Regions from separate parts of the Homo sapiens genome. Here regions 1, 3 and 4 are each linked to region 2. A link is an interaction called in ENCODE POLR2A ChIA-PET data of the cell type or tissue named here. Cell type or tissue: MCF 10A. All regions are shown on one strand. Links, peaks and the distances in the headings refer to the core of each region. The heading gives the core; the rest is flanking DNA.

What was found. ChIA-PET counts read pairs that join two places held together with the same protein. Peaks named below come from ENCODE experiments on the same cell type or tissue, not always from the same donor. Only the 100,000 strongest peaks of a DNase experiment are listed, where the experiment ranks them.
Region 1: POLR2A ChIA-PET joins it to region 2 with 28 read pairs; 3 of 35 experiments call an interaction of 5 or more read pairs at or near these places.
Region 3: POLR2A ChIA-PET joins it to region 2 with 35 read pairs; 3 of 35 experiments call an interaction of 5 or more read pairs at or near these places.
Region 4: POLR2A ChIA-PET joins it to region 2 with 25 read pairs; 3 of 35 experiments call an interaction of 5 or more read pairs at or near these places.

The regions. Positions count from the first base shown.
Region 1 is chr4:84,637,474-84,640,724 of GRCh38, reverse strand. It overlaps CDS1 (CDP-diacylglycerol synthase 1), which reads right to left. Exons shown (of 13, transcript NM_001263.4): 9 at 1,733-1,801. Among named protein-coding and RNA genes, the nearest start is that of CDS1, 56 kb to the right of the region's middle. In MCF 10A, for the core only: no CTCF peak of the experiment used is centred there; no DNase peak of the experiment used is centred there.
Region 2 is chr4:84,580,998-84,584,248 of GRCh38, reverse strand. It overlaps CDS1 (CDP-diacylglycerol synthase 1), which reads right to left and starts at 1,122. Exons shown (of 13, transcript NM_001263.4): 1 at 731-1,122. The coding sequence starts at 847. It overlaps LOC102723338 (a long non-coding RNA gene), which reads left to right and starts at 2,028. Exons shown (of 8, transcript XR_007058460.1): 1 at 2,028-2,700. RefSeq lists silencers at 1,166-1,265, 1,306-1,515 and an enhancer at 376-1,329. In MCF 10A, for the core only: no CTCF peak of the experiment used is centred there; a DNase peak (open chromatin) is centred at 1,458.
Region 3 is chr4:84,633,686-84,636,936 of GRCh38, reverse strand. It overlaps CDS1 (CDP-diacylglycerol synthase 1), which reads right to left. Exons shown (of 13, transcript NM_001263.4): 7 at 2,998-3,080; 8 at 1,586-1,673. Among named protein-coding and RNA genes, the nearest start is that of CDS1, 52 kb to the right of the region's middle. In MCF 10A, for the core only: no CTCF peak of the experiment used is centred there; no DNase peak of the experiment used is centred there.
Region 4 is chr4:84,689,658-84,692,908 of GRCh38, reverse strand. WDFY3 (WD repeat and FYVE domain containing 3) reads left to right here. Exons shown (of 68, transcript NM_014991.6): 59 at 1-24; 60 at 1,124-1,278; 61 at 2,245-2,403. Among named protein-coding and RNA genes, the nearest start is that of WDFY3-AS1, 110 kb to the left of the region's middle. RefSeq lists an enhancer at 622-1,821. In MCF 10A, for the core only: no CTCF peak of the experiment used is centred there; DNase peaks (open chromatin) are centred at 1,338 and 1,588.

The sequences.
Region 1 (3,251 bases), core at 509-3,008, 56 kb before region 2:
AGAATTTCTTTGTCTTAATATTTTGCTATGTATTTTCAAAGTTAAATGGTCATAATTATCCTAGTAAAAGACTTAAAAGACCTTTAGAAAAAAAAAGTTTTTTTGAAATCAATAAGATTGTAATCTCTGCATAATCACAATTATACGGTACAGGAGAATAAAGAACTGAAGTATACTGCACACAAGCTTCTATTAATTTCATCAGTTAATAATTAACCAGTAATTCAAAATTACAATAAAATAGTACAAAATAGTACAGGTTAAAAACACCATTGTTCTTAGCCAACCCAGAAAACTTTGACTAAATTATTCTTTCCCTGGCCACACCATTGCAATTTTTAAAACTAGCTGTCCACAGCCTTGGAAATAAGATACATAAAATAAGATATCCTGTTATAAATTTAAATTGCTAGACAACAGCTTATTCTCCTTTTCTTGCAGCCATTCACCCTATTATTCTGCTCGAGAATGAGTAATAGAAATTCAAGACACTAGGAATGAATATAAACTGATTTTGCTTCCAAACAACCAGTTTATTTTATATATATAAAATATATATTATATATATTACATATTATTATATATATTATATATATATAATTTCATATAGATGTGGAATTTCCTTCCTCATTATTTTGTCATGCATTACATGCTTATGGGGTAGCTCCTACTTTTCTTCCAATGATATGGCTATTCCTGTGGTATTTTCAAGTTAGTCTTTGATAATAACAAATTCTTACACTATTTAGCTTCATAATGTTTAATTATTCTCGCTTTGTAATGTAAAAACATTGGATGAGATTGGATCCTTTTGCATTCTTCTATCTGTCCATTATTATCTCATCAATATTCTACCACAAAAACACTGGAATAATTTTATCACATTTTATTAAAATTTTCATTGCAAATGAACTAAATTTATAAATTAAATAGAGGAATTCTGGTGGTTTCCAGGATCATGGCATATTTCCATTTATTTGTATATTCACTCTCTCCAGGCTTCATGTTGTTACTAGGTACTCTAGATTTGGATACAGAATGTAACCACAACTGTCAGAAACTAGGAAAAGTAAAGCTTCCTGACAGTACTTTTTTGTACATTTATCTTATATCCAGCTATGGTACTATACTCTCATTCTCACTAGACACCTTTTAATAAAAATCTAAATCCTATAACTGTAAACTAATTTGTAAAACATGAAAAATAGCTATTTAACATGCTAAAAGCAAACATTAATAGTTTATAGTTAGACTGTTTCTGCAAGTTGGGCCCACAACAGTAACCACCCACTGAGCCAAGTGGCCACCATGTGTTTAAGAAGGCAGAGCTTTTCAATAGTATTTGCATCCTCTGCTATTACACAAGGCCACCACCTGTCCCAGTACTTGTGCCCCGCCTAAGGCAGAATAGCTGTTAGAAACTACCAAACACAACAGCACAACAGTAAGTCAGCAAGTCAGCAAGACAGCATGGATGGCCATTAGAATTACCTGGGGGTGTTAACTGGCCTGGGATAAGGCTGAGACATAGATTTTGTTTAAGCTTCTCAGGTGATTCTATATGTAGCCAGGATAAGGGCTGCTGAGGTACAGAACTGGTTCTTTTCAGTAGGTTTCAATAAATATATTATTAGCATTTTGTGGTTTAATTTTTCTAGGTTTAAAATTAGACCAGTAAGCTTGGTATCATATTTCGAAATGTATACAAAATAAAAATCTTAGTAATACTCACAATGAATCCAAACACAACTGTGGAAAAGAAACCACCAATGAATCCTTCCCAAGTCTTTTTAGGAGACAACTAAAAAAGGGCAAATAAAATTAAAAAGCTTTACTGCACTCACAAAACTCACAATATATATATATATATATATATAAACTATTTCCTCAATAACTTGTACATCTCTCCTTACTTTTTCTCTTATTGGAATAGTTCAAAACCCTTTTTCCTTTTCTCTGATCTTGATTTACTAGTGAAAATCTCTCTAATAATATTTAAACACATAGTAGGCCCTCAAATATTTGAAATGCTGTGAATATGTGTTTGTTCATGTTAAATGGTCTAAATTTGTTCTGTCTCTCAAAAGAGTATAAACTCTATACTAAAATAACTGTCCCATGACTCTTATGCTAATATAAAACCTGATAATAGTTGGTGTAAGTTCTTGGAATAAGAATGAGACGTATTCATTCCAAGTACACACAGTCAGTATTGACCTGCTATTGGCCAAAAATAGAATCAGTACAACAAAACATGGACATTTTAGCACATATAATTTTCACATATTCCTAATATGCTATATACACACAGACTTCCTTCTGATATGGCAAAATACTCCAGAGCCCCAGATACTGTATTTGCTCAAGTATTGACATATCCTCTCTTTTTTCACAATCTATGTCCATTTCCAAGAAGAAAGGAACATGCTGCACTTCAAAGAAGAGATATTGTTTGTGTTGGATTCAGGCTATTGCTGCCCAGTCAATGGACCATTCATGGAAAGAAATCTGGAAAAAAATCTAGAAGTTAGTGGTGTTGGGGCAGGAGGAAAAGATTCAGGAGCAAAAAGTGAAAGTTGTTGCTCAGGGGAGATAAAGACTGTGATGTGTGGGAGGATTTGGTCATCAGGTCATTAATGAGGGACAGAAACCAAATATCAGAATAAAGTCTCTGAAGTATTAAAATGGGTTATGGGTTAACCTATAGGAGCTCTTCATAGACTTCTTGTCCTGATATTCATAAAGCCCCAAACCAAAACAGTTGGCAGAAATGGTTTCTTGACAAATCTGATAACAATTCTGCCACAGAGAAGGGACAGACACACCTTCTCCTAGGGTAATTCACTATCACTGCCATGAAGTAGGAGCAGACTCAAATTCAAAAGTGCCTGCTGATTATTGTAAAGATAGCTTATCAAATTAAATTGATGCATATCATATCGATTTAGGGGTTAACTGTTCAATTATCTAAGTATATTATACAATTAATCCAGCCTGATAAATTCACTAGAAGGCTGTGTTCAAAATCAGTTGCTAATATTCTTCCACAGCTATAACAGCCTTTTTGAAGGCTTCTGATATGGTTTGGATCTGTGTCTCCACCCAAATGTCACGTCCACTTGTAATCCTCAGTGTCGGAGGTGGGGCCTGGTGGGAAGTGACTGGGTCAGGGAGGGGGTTTCTAATGGTTAAGCACCATCCCCCTATTGCTGTCCCATGAGTTCTCATGATATCTGGTTGTTGAAAAGTCT
Region 2 (3,251 bases), core at 438-2,937:
TAGCTTTAAACAGATAGTAATATCGCATCTACTTATTCTTAAATGTGAAAGAAGAGTAATCTATAGAAAAGGAAGTGAAAAGTCTTCATGAATTAACGTCGGGTTATATGAAATCTACTGGTAGACAGAAGAATTGCACTGTCTGTCGTGTACTCAAAAGAAGCTGGAAGATTACTATTATGTCACGTGCATGATACTCTAAAACCTCCAAAATCTATCATACTGAAAAAGGATGGAGAAAATGTAAGTGCATATGGGGCAGCGCGAGAAGCCAAGCCTCCCGCGTCAGGATCCGATGAAATGATACAGCCGACGGTGGCACGTCTCTAGTCCTTACTAACTTTGTTCCCTCTACTGAAAAGAGAGGTGAGGTGGCAGCTACTAACTGCACTGCAGCCCCTAGGAGGACAGGTTCCCTCCTGATTCCAGCGTCGGCCCCAGATCCTGAAGAAGGGACCGGAAGAGGATGAAGCTAAACTGTAAGCCGGGTTGAGTGGCCCATTTCTCCCGGGCAGCGGCCGCGGTCATCCTGGGAACCTCACCGCCACTGGGATCCCGGGTCCCGACCCCCTCTGGAGAAGGAGGAAGCAGTGCCAGGCAGGGAGGAAGGTGCACCGGCAGCGTGCAGCCTCACCTGACGCTGGACGGGCCCCACCCTTGCTCTCAAGTGTCCCGCTTCCAACCAGGACCCAGCCAGGGCGCGGCGTCCGCCTCTCTCGGCTCCACTTACTTTGTCGCTGGTGCTCTCGGTTTCGTGGTCGCCGCCGGCCGCCTCTCCCTCGCGGTGTGGCGGCGACACCGCTTCCCTGGGGCCGGGGCAGCTTCCCCGGTGCCTCAGCTCCAACATCTTCCGCTCCCGCGCTGCCGTGGCGGCCTCCTCAAGCACCCCGAAACCTGAGCTGCAAGCAGGGTTCTGCAGGCGGGGCGCCCCGCCACCTCGCAGCCGCGCCCTGGAGTCCCGCGGAGCCGCAGCCACTAACGCGGCCCCACCATAGAGCGGCCGCCGCGCCGGTCACCTCCAAAACGGCATCAACGAGAGAGCGCTCGAGGCCGCCTGCAGCGAGCGCGGCTCCGGCGGAGGTCCCGGGCAGGCTCCGGGCGCCAGGCGCGAGCAGAGAAGGCGGAGACGCGGCCTCCGGTTGCCAGGTGCGCGTCTCCACGCAGAGGCCCAGGTAGGAGGAGGAGAAGGGGCGGGGAGAAAAGGAGGACGCTTGACCCGCTTTAGCGCGGCTCTGGGCTCCCGCCGCCGCGCAGGCCCCTCCCGCCCCGCCCCCCGGAGCCGGACTCGGAGCCGGCTTGTCCCGGCCCCGCACACTTCTCCCTGCCCGGGCCTCCCGCACCAGGTCTCGCGCCGCAGGCCCCGCCCCTCTGCGCTGCACTGCGGTTCCCACAGCCCCGCCTCCCCGTGAGGTGACGTCAGGAGCCCGGCCCGCGACCCCGCCCCCGCCTCTGCGTGCTGGCAGGTGGGGGCCTGAGAAAAGGTGGGAGCGGTGGGGCGGGAGGAGGCTGAGGAGCTGGGAGGCGGAGGCGGGGCCAGCGCGGGCTGGAAGTGAGCGTTGAGAACTTGCAGGCTAGTCCCTGGGCCGCTGCGAGGGCTGGAGGAGCTACTCAAAGACGCCCGCTAAATGTTAACAGCGCTCAACACTGCTGCTTCAAACGCCTCCCCGGCCTTGTCAGCTTGACACGCGCGGCGGGTCGGAGGCTCACTGGACCAGAAACTTGTCTGGCAGGACGGACTGGTTGGCCCCGCGGCATTCCAGCCCAGTGTCATCACCTTGAAAACAGGAGATGCTTTTGCCTCACTGGGCGTCCAGAGGTGCGTCGGCCAACAATTCCGATCACAACCGCAGCGCCGTCTCCCAGAAACTCAGTACTGAATCTCACAAAGGTCACCACCTAGGATCCCAACACAGTGTGAGATGCTATGGGACGCCGTTGCCCTCCAGCTAGTCTCTGAGCAGTGGTGGACCTTGGGCTGCCAAAGCGGGAACAGGAAGGGCACAAGATCTGCATTAATTCTAGTCTTAATCCTGTTAGAAGGTGATTAGTTTTCTTGACATGTATCCGCCACCCGGTCATTACTGACAAGCTAACAAATGAAAAAAAGAGAGAAACAAAGAGAAAAAAGAAAAAAGGCGGGCCTTCACACAGGACAAGGTTCAGGAGAGCACCCTTATAGAAATAGATCAACTATGTAAATTCCTCAAGGTCTTTACTGACACGGTAAAAGTAAGTAAAGTGTTGAAAATTTACTAACAAATGAGCAAAACCAAAAGTCAAATTAGGATGCATTGAAAAGCAGAACACAAAGACATCATTTTACCTCACCAAACAGATCTTTGAAGCTGTGCGGTTAGTTTGGGTTGCACGTTTTCAAAAGGATGTCGAGAAACCATAATTTGTTCCTTATGGGGTGGATAACTGAAATGACAGAGAAGATTTGAAAATAAGTCCCTACTGAACAGAGAACTATGGGGTGACTACATTAATAAATTGTCCAATTGTTTGGAGGATCGGAAATGAAGGAGTGCTTGATAGTGAAGAAGATAATCAGAATAATGGCTGAAGCCAGTAGTAGGGTTTCCATCTCTGGCTACTACCCTACCCTGCATAAAGGATTAGAAGTGCTCCATTCTAACTCTCTGGAAGTCAAGAAGCCTGAGTTCTAGTGCTGCCAATGCCACTAATTGCATGGCCTTGGTAAGTTATTAACCCTCAGTGTCCTCAGCTGTAAACGGATAGTAAGGATGGCCTCTGTGGTCCCTTTTAGCTCTTAGACGATCAGAATCCAGCCTTTGCTTTCCCCCATGGTCCAAGAAAAGGAGACCTACTACACAAGGTACCTGAACAACTTCCTGTTTCCCCTTTGCCTAGTCCTCTCATGGCCTCTTTGACTTTTTCCCTTTGCTGCAGGAGGAAAAAAGAGAGTGAGAGGAGTGACAGAGGGGAACAACAGAGGACAGTAGTGCGTGATAGAAGAAACAGTATTCCCCAACCCAGGAAAAGTGGGACCAATGCAAAGACTGCCAAAATAGAATGTGAGGTTCTACTTACCTCACCTTCCTTAAGCTCTGCTCCTTCTTGTGTTTTAGCTAAGAGAGCAATTTCTTTCAATCTTCTTCATTATAGCTATTACCACTAGTTGAGTGAATAGACTGAGTCCAGACAGCAGAAACTGGCTTATTCATCTTTACAGGTCTAGCTCTTTCCACAGTGCCAAAAACCACCCTTCTATAGGTAACAATGTTTGC
Region 3 (3,251 bases), core at 510-3,009, 53 kb before region 2:
ATATCAAAACAGCCAGGTAATAATATGTCTGTGAGAACATTATTAAAAACTTTGCCCAATAATGTGAAATGTGTGAATCTTATCTGAAACTCCAACATGAAAAGCTCTTTTAGGCCGGGTGTGGTGGCTCACGCCTGTAATCCCAGCACTTTCAGAGGCCGAGGTAGGTAGATCATTCGAGGTCAGGAGTTCTAGACCAGCCTGGCCAACATGGTGAAACCCTGTCTCTACTAAAAATACTAAAATTAACCAGGCATGGTGGCAGCCGCCTGTAATCCCAGATACTTGGGAGGCTGAGGCAGGAGAATCACTTGAACCCAGGAGGCGGAGGTTGCAGTGAACCCAGATTGCGCCACTGCACTACAGACTGGGTGACAGGGCGAGACTTTGTCTCCAAAAACGAATAAAAACTAAACAAAAATAAAGAAGAGCTCTTTTAGAAGAAATCAGTTCTAGAAAATGATTTGATTTCCATGAAGAATTAGTTTATTTCTTCTCCCAAATGAGAACTATGTAATTTAGTTCATTTCCTTCTTTACCATTGCCCATAAATAGAACCAATTCTATAGCAAAACAACATGGTCTACTCATGTGTATTTTCCTTTCCCTTTCATTATTACTTGTATTTTATTAGTATTTTATTGTAGGGCCCCAAAATCTTCTTTTGGTATGAGTTTGGATATGAAAAGTCACACAAATGGATATGAGGATGTGAAGGTGTATTATATAATCTCTTCTTTGAGAAAGTTTGGTAAAGGAGGGGACAGGTAAGGCGACAGGTTGAAGGGAGAGGAGAGTCAAGGAAAAGGCTTGTGTATAGGCTTGCTGGAAAGGAGGATAAAGAAGAACTGCACCAATGGCCGAGAGAAAAAACCACAGAGCCCAGGGGCGGTGGCTCACGCCTTTAATCCCAGTACTTTGGGAGGCTGAAATGGGCAGACTGCTTGAGCCTAGGAGTTTGGGACAAGCCTGAACAACATGGCAAGACTCTGTCTCTACCAAAAATACAAAAATTAGCCGGGTGTGGTGGCATGCACCTGAAGCCCCAGCTACTCGGGAGGCTGAGGTGGGAAGATTGCTAGAGCCTGGGAGGTGGAAGCTGCAGTGAGCCATGGTAGCACCACTGTACTCCAGCCTGGGTGGCAAAGCAAGACCCCATCTTCAAAAAAAAAAAGGAAAGAAAAGAAACCACATAAAGATAAAATGAAGATGAAAAGGGAGGGAGGGAGGGAGGGAGGGAAGGAGGGAAGGAAGGAAGGAAGGAAGGAAGGAAGGAAGGAAGGAAGGAAGGAAGGAAGGAAGGAAGGAAGGCAGGCAGGCAGGCAGGCAGGCAGGCAGGCAGGCAGGCAGGCAGGCAGGCAGACTGATGGAGTCATGCCCTTCCTGAGGAGCCAACAGAAGAGCTGATGAAGAACCCAGATGGAAGTACTGAGAAATATGGTTTGCTGCTTCTGCACCATGCAGCTAAGGAAAATCAAAGCACCTCAAAAATAAAAAATGCACAACAGCACAGTTGTTGGAAATGTTCTCCAGTGGCTAATCTTTAAGGTTACATAGTGGCTTGCTTATAAAATTTTTCCATTACCTTAATTAATGGAGTTCTCCCAAAAAAAAATCCAAAAAGGTAAGCAGTTATGTCATTGCAGATAACACTTGATATTGGAACAAGGAACCTGTTTTTAAAAAAAAAAAAAAAAGTCAGCAGAAAAAAGTTCACCTGAGTAAGTGGCAGATATTCGGAAAGGTTATGATTCATAATGAACCATCAGAATAACCCTTTGGATTGCACTGCAGCCTACCCAGAACATAACACTTGCCAAAACAGTAGAAATGATAAATATCAACCAAATTTGCCCACTTACCAATTTAAACAGAGCAAAATCTAAAAATAAACTAGCATGCTAGGAAAATATTAAATTATTGATTTCTACAGTTATGGATGTTTTCATTTTAGTTTTATGAGGAACATGTTACAATAAAAAATAAAAGGCAGACTGAAAGCTAATCTTAAGAAAACCAGCCTTTTAATATGAAAATGAGTCATTTCTTTAGACAGAACATAATCTGATAAATTTATATCAAGCTCTTAATACATATTCTCAATTATTAATTTTAATTCTATCTTAGCTTATGATTTCAGTAAACCCTACTGAATGTACAGAACCTACTTACTTCAGTAACTGCCCCATCAATGAAAAGTCTGTACAATACATGAAAGACAATCTTAAAATGATTCCAATTACTTTACACACGCACATACACACAGAGACACACACACACAAAGACACAACCACACCCTTGGTAAAAAGACATAAAGCTGTCAAGGGAATACAATTTATCTTGACAAAACCCATCAACTGTAAAAGATTTTAATTAATGAGTTTTAAATGAGTGGGGGAAAAATACAGTCAGATTTTTTTTTAATCTTAAGCTTTTTCTCCATTCCAACTAATTTTTAAGTAATAAGTTTTATAATTTTTACCTAACAAAAATGCTTTCTGAATATGCAAGCCACTGCCATAGAGCAATTAACTTCTACAATCTGGAAACCCACTCCTACACAGGAGCAAAGTAGAAAACCTACCCAACTTTCACCTAGAAAAACATGCATTTCTTCACAGTAGTTACTAGTAGGCAAAGTTTTATATTTTTTTGCATTCTATGTAAATAATATCTTAATAAATATTATATTTAAAGTCTGTCTTTTGTGAAAAGTTACACTAGGATTTATTAACACCTGAAAATGTAATTAATTTTTTGGGTCTTTTATGGGAACTTCCTATATTTGGAACTTGAATAAGAATGGTATCCAGTTGTTAATGAAGCATTTTGTCTTTAGTTGTCAAAGAGTAAGCAAAACTCAGTAAGATAGTTTAATGGAATATAAGAACAACAAACAGTACATTTTAGTAGAAATCTGTAAGACACTATCCAACGTTAAAGAACTATAAAAGTGCTATGACATACTTATAAAGCAGCATAATTCTGTTGCCTTACCATATCATGCCTTCAAACAGATTTTGGATGACAAGGTGTGACTGAGTGACAGTTATCAGTAAAGTGACATGAGTCCATGCGAACTGTTAATAGCCCAACAATACAAAAATTAGTGAACACAACTGATCAGTGCAGCTGAAGAAGCAACAGCGATTTGAAACCCAAATTTCTACCATGACTTTTGGTCAAAATGTACAAGTTAGAGTCATATAAAATAAAAACACTGTTAGTAAATTATGTTTGTTTTGTTGCCT
Region 4 (3,251 bases), core at 318-2,817, 110 kb before region 2:
GGCCTTCTCTAACACCTGTAAAAGGTAAAATAATGAGAAATAAACTTTTGATTAATGATTTAATGGGATTGTTAATAATCCCAGTTTAACAATAACAAATTTGCTTTTTGACGATAGCATAATTTGTTTAATAAGTGCCATACATTTTGTGTTAGATTACTAAATACCTACTAGTATTTATATTTTCTCTTTTTGCTTTTTTTTCTCTGTTTTCTTTTTTTGGCTTGTTGGACTTCATATCAGAAAGAACCAAACAGTCTTCTCTCTCCTCTTTAAGATAATCAAAGCTCTAAAATACCAAAACCTTGTAAATTCAACTTTATAGATAAAAAAAATTTGTCTTCATAATTTCATTCTCATTTAAATATATTCTGCCTATCCGATATATTAGTAAAAGAACACATTTTTAGTATGCCAATGAAAAGACATCTGTGTTTTATCTAATGGTATAATGGGATATCTAAAAATATTTTTTCAAGTAGGTTTTTTCCCCTTAGAATGAAAAAAAAAAAGTTCTGCAAAATCTTGAAGTTGTCGCTTAAAAATATCCAAGAATTGGAACAAAATCTGGTTAACTTGTGTGCCATTCTATGCCATTTGTCCTCATTACACAGACTCTGCTCTGTGCCAGCGTCAGTCACTGTTGGCGATTCTTCTGGAGTAGTAATATGGTCATCAGAGTGCTGGTGTGGAGCAAGGAGTCCGTTCCTCTGGGGAATGACATGACCTTCCTTGAGGAAGTCTAAGGTCTGGCTATAACTTGGGAGGTACTAAAGACATAGGTTTGTTGATAATCTGTGTCCCTATGACATTCTGGGGAGCATCCCAGATTACTCTGTACAACCCTAGGGAGGCAAACCTGAATGGTAGTACCCAAACCAGAGAGTGCCCAGAAATAGGAAAGCTGGAGGAAAGTCCTGCAGAGGCCCTGTTAGGTTGAACATTCCACCCAGCAGGTCTTGTAGGAGATTCAAAAGCCCAGCTCTATTTCAGAGATCATTTTTTCTCAACGTAGGTATCAGGATGCTTGATTTATATGAATATTTGAAATTATCATGCTCTATGAGATAATGACATTAGTTTTTCCTGTTCCTGTCCTAATACCATGATTTCTTTTTTCTAGAACTCAAAGAACCTGTAGGACAAATCGTATGTACAGATAAAGGTATTCTTGCGGTGGAACAGAATAAGGTTCTTATCCCACCAACCTGGAATAAAACTTTTGCTTGGGGCTATGCAGACCTCAGTTGCAGACTGGGAACCTATGAGTCAGACAAGGTTTGCATTATTTCCTGCCTACTCATTTAATATTGCTCTTTTGTGGTCTGGCTATCCTATATGACTAATAGGGTTGGGGAGAACCCAGTCCAAGGGCTTGTCAGCTGTTCCTCCAAAGCCCAAAAGAAAAGTGAGCTTTCCTATTTGGGGAAAGGAGAGCTTCACTGAATGAGAGCAGGATAAAGGAGCTCATAGAGATGTCATGTTCCCTGCAGAACAAGCCTCTTTTGCAAAGTTGTGTAACAGGGGCTAGCAGTTTCCTTCTCACTCAAAGAATTCCTCCGAGAGATCCTAGCCAGCAAGGAGCTCAGCATTTCTGTCAACCAGAATAGCCTCCTTTTGATGAGTCACCATCTGCCCCACTTTTCATTTTAGTGCTCCAAACAAGCTGGCAGAAAACCTGTTGCTCCATCCCACAAGAAGCAACAGCAACTGTTTTGGGTCCCATAAGTACCTCTTGGAGAGACAATCCATAGTGATCCTTTAGTGCCCTGTGTTTGCCCTCCAACAGTCCCTTCCCAAATGCAAGACGAAAAGAATCTGCATAGTCTGTTATGTTGCTTTGTAACACGATTCCATTTTGTTGATGTTCTCCTTAGCAGCAGTCGTGCTCTCTTTTCACATTCTGTCTACAGCAAATGCATCCTTTTGCCACATTGTCCCCTGCACCTTCCATAGATCACACAATTTGAGCATCACTTTCCCAATCTGGAGAAACCAGAGACCCCCATTATGAGCAAAGTCCTTTTTGGTTATGGCTTTCAGCAGCAACAATAGTTTGGAGGCGGTAGGGGTAGTTCAGGGTAGAGATTCAGTGGATATGCTTCTGAACTAAAGCTAGCTCAGAACATGAGCCGCTATTTGCTGGTGAGGTGCCTGCACCTTCACTCAATTCTGCTCCTTGAGTTTCAGAAGTTTGTATAGTACTTAACGGCATGTGTGTCTCACATCCGTTTTACTTTATAGGCCATGACTGTTTATGAATGCTTGTCTGAGTGGGGCCAGATTCTCTGTGCAATCTGCCCCAACCCCAAGCTGGTCATCACGGGTGGAACAAGCACGGTTGTGTGTGTGTGGGAGATGGGCACCTCCAAAGAAAAGGCCAAGACCGTCACCCTCAAACAGGTAAGAGAGAACATAGAAAATGCCAAGAAGGACATAGTCCATCTCCTGTGCCTACACCCTGTAGGAAGTAAAAAGCTTCCTTAATTCTGAGGTACTTCAGATCTAATGGACAAAACCAAAGTGACGTTCTGTTGCTAGAAATACTTTTTTGAAAAAAAAAGGAAATCAGAATAGGTTGTTTCTAACAATGATCTAAGCCGGTCCCTTTGTTAAAATCTGAAGAAAGTTATCTTTAGGTAACATATATTTCAGTGTATTTAAGTAATATAAATGCAAAAGTCTAAATTGAATTTTTGCAAACTGAATTATGTTTGCTATTGACTCATATTAATTTCCTTCCAGGGTGATTTCCATTTATCTGCCACTAAATTCTTTATTTTTTGTTTCTCTCTTTTCTCATTTGTCATATACTTAAGGATATGCCAAACTCATGAATATATTCAGTAGAGCCCTTGATGATTTAATTAACGAGTATTTCTGATTGTCTATTACATACATGATTCTATTATTAATTTTTACTTAAAGCAAGAGTCCTTTTATAATTAAGCCATTTCTTAATATTTGATCTGTGAGAGAACTTACCATAAGGTATTTTTTAAATAAGGAGCATATATCTAAGTATTTTTAATGATATAAATTTGAAAAATAATGTAACAATACCACTTATCAATTATTGAGCACCTCTATTTCAGGGGACTGTGTTGAGTATTCTACAAATACAAAACTCTAGTCGACACAATTCTACAAGGTAGTTATTAGCCCCATTTTACCCCTGAAAAAGACACAGGTTAGAGTGGTCAAGACACAAGTCTAAAGTCACATGTAGCAGTAAAGCTATAATTTAAATT